2 separate regions of the Homo sapiens genome follow, and region 2 is linked to region 1. The links are chromatin contacts, found by Hi-C or POLR2A ChIA-PET in ENCODE. All regions are on one chromosome and are shown on one strand. The core of a region is the stretch at or near the end of the contact, and the rest is flanking DNA. Distances in the headings are between cores, read along the strand shown. Region 1 overlaps TRIP11 (thyroid hormone receptor interactor 11). Region 2 overlaps TC2N (tandem C2 domains, nuclear).

Region 1 (2,700 bases), core at 18-2,517:
TAGTCGGGTGTGGCGGCATGAACCTGTAATTCCAGCTACTTAGGAGGCTGAGGCGGGAGGATCGCCTGAGCCCAGGAGGCAGATATTGCAGTGACCTCAGATTGTGCCACTGCACTCCGGCCTGGACAACAGAGCGAGACCCTGTCTCCAAAAAAAAAAAAAAAAGAGAGAGAGAGAGAGAAAGTGAAATGACAGACATCTTCAGAGTAAAATTCACAAAGCAGAGCTGAGCCTGATAAAAATTTTAGTAAAATAAAGTAGAAAATTTTAACTTTGCTCTATGAAAAACTGATCAAGAAATCAAACTGCGTAGAAGTCCAAATCAAAAATACTTTCTTGATGAAAACTTACTAAGATTGGTATGGTTTTTATTAAAGTCTCTGTATTCAGAAAGGTAGAGTCAAAACATCCTTAAGGCGAAAATGACAGGGTTAAAATTTCCTAAACTCACTATCAGAACATACAGTTTGTCCCTGAGCTAATGTGATGTGGAATGCAAAGGGCTGTTGCAAACTCAAGCAGTAGTTAGAATGTACTCTGATATTTGAGTCTAGGGGGAAAAACTCAGAATTTAAGGGACGGTGCTAGAAGGATGGTATTAACTATGAGGGGTTTGGAAAGGAAAAGAAAGTCAAACACCTACTACAAAGGTCCCTACAGATGCCTCTTTTTCTTCAAGCACCCTTATTTTCCTCCCATCAGAGATTCTGAATATTTCTCTACAAAAACTGAACCCTAATTCAAACCACAATTTGAAATCAGAACTGTATTTATATGGGCAGGGAAAATATGGTTATTCAGAAATGAGTTTTAAGCCAAATAAAATATTTCTGTGAAATAATCTCACATGCCAAAATAATTTTTTGGAAGTTAAAAAAAAAAAAAGGTGGAGGGGGGAACTTTAAAAGTTCAGCAATAAAGCAACTGAGATTTAGTCTAGTTTGGAGAAAGAGTTACTCTACATCTGTGACATAGTAAAACTTGCCATATCAGAGTCTCTTCTCTGGAACACCTAGACATGGTGCCATGGTCTTCAACATTTGGTTTAAAATAAAAATTGAACATAAAATGTAATTGATTGCAACAAATTGGCACATCATAATTTTACATTTCATTTGTAATTAATGACAGTACACTACAATGCTGCCTTCAGAGAACATCTTAAAATGAATCATACTACATCTTAAAATGAATCATACTGCTTACAAAGTCATTTGGATATTTCATGAGTAAGCTCCTGTAGGCAAGATCCAAGTCAGATTTACTGAACAGTCACCTGACTGAGAAAAAAAAGGAACACAGAACTTGAGAGTCAGAAGTGGATATGAATCATGGTCCTATCACCAGGGCCAGACTTTGTTGCCTATTTTGTAAAATGAACATGCTTATCTCAAAGAATTTGATAGAATCAACTGAATGATCAAATGTGACTTTTCTAAATAGTAAAGTGCTACATAAAGCATTAGTACTTATCATCCAATTTCTTAAAATAACTAAAAAGTTCATATTTCAATCTAGCCTGAATCAGTATCACATATATTACTCTGTTTAATGTTAATATTTTGTGAGGTTTTCCCCCCTCCATTTTGCATGTTTGTCATCTTTGAGGCCAAGGAGTCAACAGAAGGAAGAAAAAAATGTTAGAAAGATGATTTCACATACATATATATATGTCAATAAATAAATTGCATCTGGTGTCTTATCTGCATCTGGATACCTTAAAACTAAATTTAAATCTGATACAATATTAAACCTAATAAGGAAATTTAACCTCTTCATTTAATTAAATATAATCAAAGCAAAAGCTAGAAATTAGATCTTTTTTATTACAGAATTTCAAGTTATACAAGATCACTTTTAACATCAAATTTTATATGTATATTATATATATATATATATATATATTTTTTTTTTTTTTTTTTTTTTTTGAGACAGAGTCTTACTCTGTCACCCAGACTGGAGTACAGTGGCGCCCCAGCTCACTGCAACCTCCACCTCCCAGGTTCAAGCAATTCTCCTGCCTCGGTCTCGCGAGTAGCTGGGATAACAAGCGCCTGCCACCACGCCTGGCTAATTTTTGTATTTTTAGTAGAGACGGGGTTTCTCCATGTTGGCCAGGCTGGTCTTGAACTCCTGACCTCAAGTGATCCACCCACCTCAGCCTCCCAAAGTGCTGGGATTACGAGTGTGAACCACCGCACCCGGCCCAAATAATATATTTTTAAAAGATATTATACTATTTGCAATTTGAGGTTAAGCTTTACAAGCATCTGTTTTGTCTTTTTTGTTGTTGTTTTTTTAGACAGAGTCTCGCTCTGTCACCCAGGCTGTAGTGCAGTGGCACACCCTCTGCTCACTGCAACCTCTGCCTCCCAAGGTTCAAGCGTTTCTTGCACCTCAGCCTGCTGAGTAGCTGGGATCACAGGCATGTGCCACCACACCTGGCCAATTTTTTTGTATTTTTAGTAGAGACAGGCTTTCACCATGTTGGCCAAGCTGGTCTCCAACTCCTGACCTCAAGTGATCCATCTGCCTCAGCCTCCCAAAGTGCTGGGATTACAGGCATGGGCCACCGTGCCCAGCCCTGCTTTGTCTTTTAACTCAATTATTTTCAACTGTATCCAACACAGAATTTGAAGGTCTAGAGTATATGGTAAATGTTTTGTTGTCCCATAATCATAATTGTTCACTGCTGAGTGA
Region 2 (2,708 bases), core at 209-2,708, 120 kb before region 1:
ATCTTTCTGAAATGCAACGAGAGGAAAGCACTGAGGGAATGCCGAAGTGGGGCCACTTTAGTCTCCCAAGTCCCAGGAACCGTTTATAAACCGAGTCGTGGCTTGGGTGAATGGCTTGGGTATTTGGAACATTTGACGTGAAGAAAGATGTAGGGGCACCTGCTGCTTTCTCAGACAATAGGGAAGAAAAACACCAAGCACCTCCACACACATCATCTTATTTCTCAAAACAACTGGAGCCGGTATTATTATCCCCATTTAACAGATGAGAAAAGTGAGGCTCAAAGAACCTCAGTAAATTAGTCCAGGTCACAAACTAGTAAGTGGCAGGGTTGAGACCCAAATTCAGGTCTATTCAACTCCAATCCCAGCATTCCTTCCACTATTGGCAACAGATTCGCACTATGATGTACAGTCGCCTGAACCACAACAAAATTCCTCTAAAGAACCAGAGTGGTACCCAGCCCACTTTTCCAAGTTTGGCATAAAGAACAGAGCCATGCATTGAATTGGGAGTAACAGCTGTTTGGCCAGGGACCACAGCAAAAAAGTGTTCATGCAGGGATATTTAACCAGCTCAGTGCCCAGAACAGAGTAGAAGCTTGAAGAATATTTGGGTTTTTGTTGTTGTTGTTCTTTGTTTGTTTGTTTTTTGAGATAGGGTATTACTCTGTTGCCCAGGCTGGAATGCATTGGTGCCATCATGGCTCATTGCAGCCTCAACTTCCTGGGCTTAAGTGATCCTCTCACTTCAACCTCTTGAGTAGCTGGGACCACAGGCATGCACCACTATGCTTGGCTGATTCTTTCTTTCTTCTTCTTCTTTTTTTTTTTTTTTTTTTTGGTAAAGATGGGGTTTCACTATATTTCCTAGGCTGGTCTCAAACCCCTGGCCTCAAGCAATTACCTGCCTCAGCCTCCCAAAGTGCTGAGATTACAGGCGTGAGCCATCACTCCCAGCCAAGAATATTTGTTGAGAAGTTGAGTAAATACAGGATTCAGGGTTGACATCGACATCTTCAGCAGGTTACAAAAGAAGGATCTGAGGCTCAGAGAGGCCAGATGACTTGCCCTAGGTCACACAGCAGAGAGAATTGGACAAAGAACCAAAGATGTCTAGACTTTCAGACAAGGATCTTCCTGTCACATCACCGTAACTCCTCTGGCCAGGAAAATTTTTCCTGTACCTTTAATTAAATGCAGTATACTTTGGGGTAAATGAATGCTAACCTCCAACTGAGAACATTTATTTTCCTAATGAGTTCATTAGCAAATGACTCTGCTGCTTCAGGATGCAGAGATAGCTTGGTTAATGCACGTTTCAGTTTTCATATTATGCTATGAGTCATTTTTGTTTATCTTAGAATTTCTTTCCTCATCTGTTGTGTGTGGTGGCCCTAGTCACCAGGGATAGGAGCTTTGTCACTCACTCAGGAAGTGATGGACTGACCCCCTGCGAGTGGATGAAGAAACTGCTCTCATAAGCGTGGTTATGCAGATCAAAGAGTGGGTCCTCTACACATGTTCCCAATTAACTGTGGCCATCCCATTCCATATCCCTTCTACTCGCCAGCATAGTTTCTGATCCTTTAATAGCCCAAACAACAAGAGGGAAGCCCAGCCCAGCCAAAACAAAAGCAGAAAACAGCCAAACGAAGATGAAAACATCCTAGTGATTAGTGAGAGAGCTCCAGATATCCCAGTATCTGGAGCCACCTCGGGATACTGGGATATTTGGAGCTTCTCACCGCAAGGGGTCACCTTATCTGCACCTGGTGTCACTTCCCACAAGGACCCCAGAGCTCGGTCTCTAGCACCAGACTCTGTGCTTTCATACACACTGCTGGCCATCTTCACAATACCTTCACCCAAATGTGGCCATCTTCAATTCAGCATGTTTTATTTGTCCAGCTGTGTAATTAATATCTATGCATTTAACTGTATGTAAATCTTACCTTAACAAAACATAAAAATTAAAAAAAAAGAAGTAAGTTTAAAATGACATTCACCTTTCCCCTCTACCAAAACTCCTCCTCCTGAGGTCTTTAGCTCACCTCAGGGTGTGCCTTGGCTCCCTAAGCCTCCGTACCCGATCAATCACCAAGACCTATTGATTCCACCCATTCCACTTCTCCTGAAGCTTTCCCCTTCTCTGCATTTTCCCATCATCACATTCTACTCAACCTATTGACACTGACCACCTACTATGGGCCAGGCACTGTGCTAGGCTGTAAGTCTACATTATGAACAACACACAAATAGTATCATGCAGGAGTTTGCATTTAGAACCCCAGGTGGAAACTACACCACAGGGGCACTGGTAATACAGCAGAAGTGACTCCCTCTACACAGGGGTGGGGGCTTGGTGGGCTGCACAGACCACAGAGGTCAGGGATGGCTCTGGAAAGTTCCTAGAGAGGCTGATCTCTGTGGAAAGATGAATAGGCATTTGCCAAATGGGCAAAGAGAAGAACTGCATTCCAGCCAATGAGAAGAGCTCAGACAGGAGCAGCTGGAGGGAGTACATAAGCCATTCTGGTTTGTTGGGGATGTGTTTGTTTCTCCAAGAATTTGGTCTAAAGGAGGGGAAAGTGGTAGGAGCTGGAACTGGAGCAGCAGGCAGGAACCAGATCACGGAAGGTTTTGTCAATCCTATTCAGGAGTTTGAATCTTAACCTGTGGGCAGAGGGAATGTCAGTAGGGTTCTA

The links. A loop is a pair of places that touch in the nucleus more often than their neighbours do. ChIA-PET counts read pairs that join two places held with the same protein, here RNA polymerase II (POLR2A). Pooled maps may share reads with other maps.
Region 2: a pooled map shows a loop between it and region 1 (2.9-fold over the local background). The contact joins two enhancer-like sites. A Hi-C loop is called at or near these places in 4 of 50 pooled maps. POLR2A ChIA-PET finds 5 or more read pairs at or near these places in 8 of 52 experiments (A549, CD4-positive, alpha-beta memory T cell, OCI-LY7 and 5 more).

Annotation. Positions count from the first base shown.
Region 1 is chr14:91,979,109-91,981,808 of GRCh38, forward strand. All of the region lies in intron 16 of TRIP11 (thyroid hormone receptor interactor 11), which reads right to left. Among named protein-coding and RNA genes, the nearest start is that of FBLN5, 33 kb to the left of the region's middle. Within about 2 kb of position 1,268, at least 2 of the 41 ENCODE cell types and tissues checked have a DNase peak (open chromatin) inside an H3K27ac peak, as active enhancers do.
Region 2 is chr14:91,857,330-91,860,037 of GRCh38, forward strand. The region is part of intron 1 of TC2N (tandem C2 domains, nuclear); the gene reads right to left. Among named protein-coding and RNA genes, the nearest start is that of TC2N, 8.9 kb to the right of the region's middle. Within about 2 kb of position 1,459, at least 2 of the 41 ENCODE cell types and tissues checked have a DNase peak (open chromatin) inside an H3K27ac peak, as active enhancers do.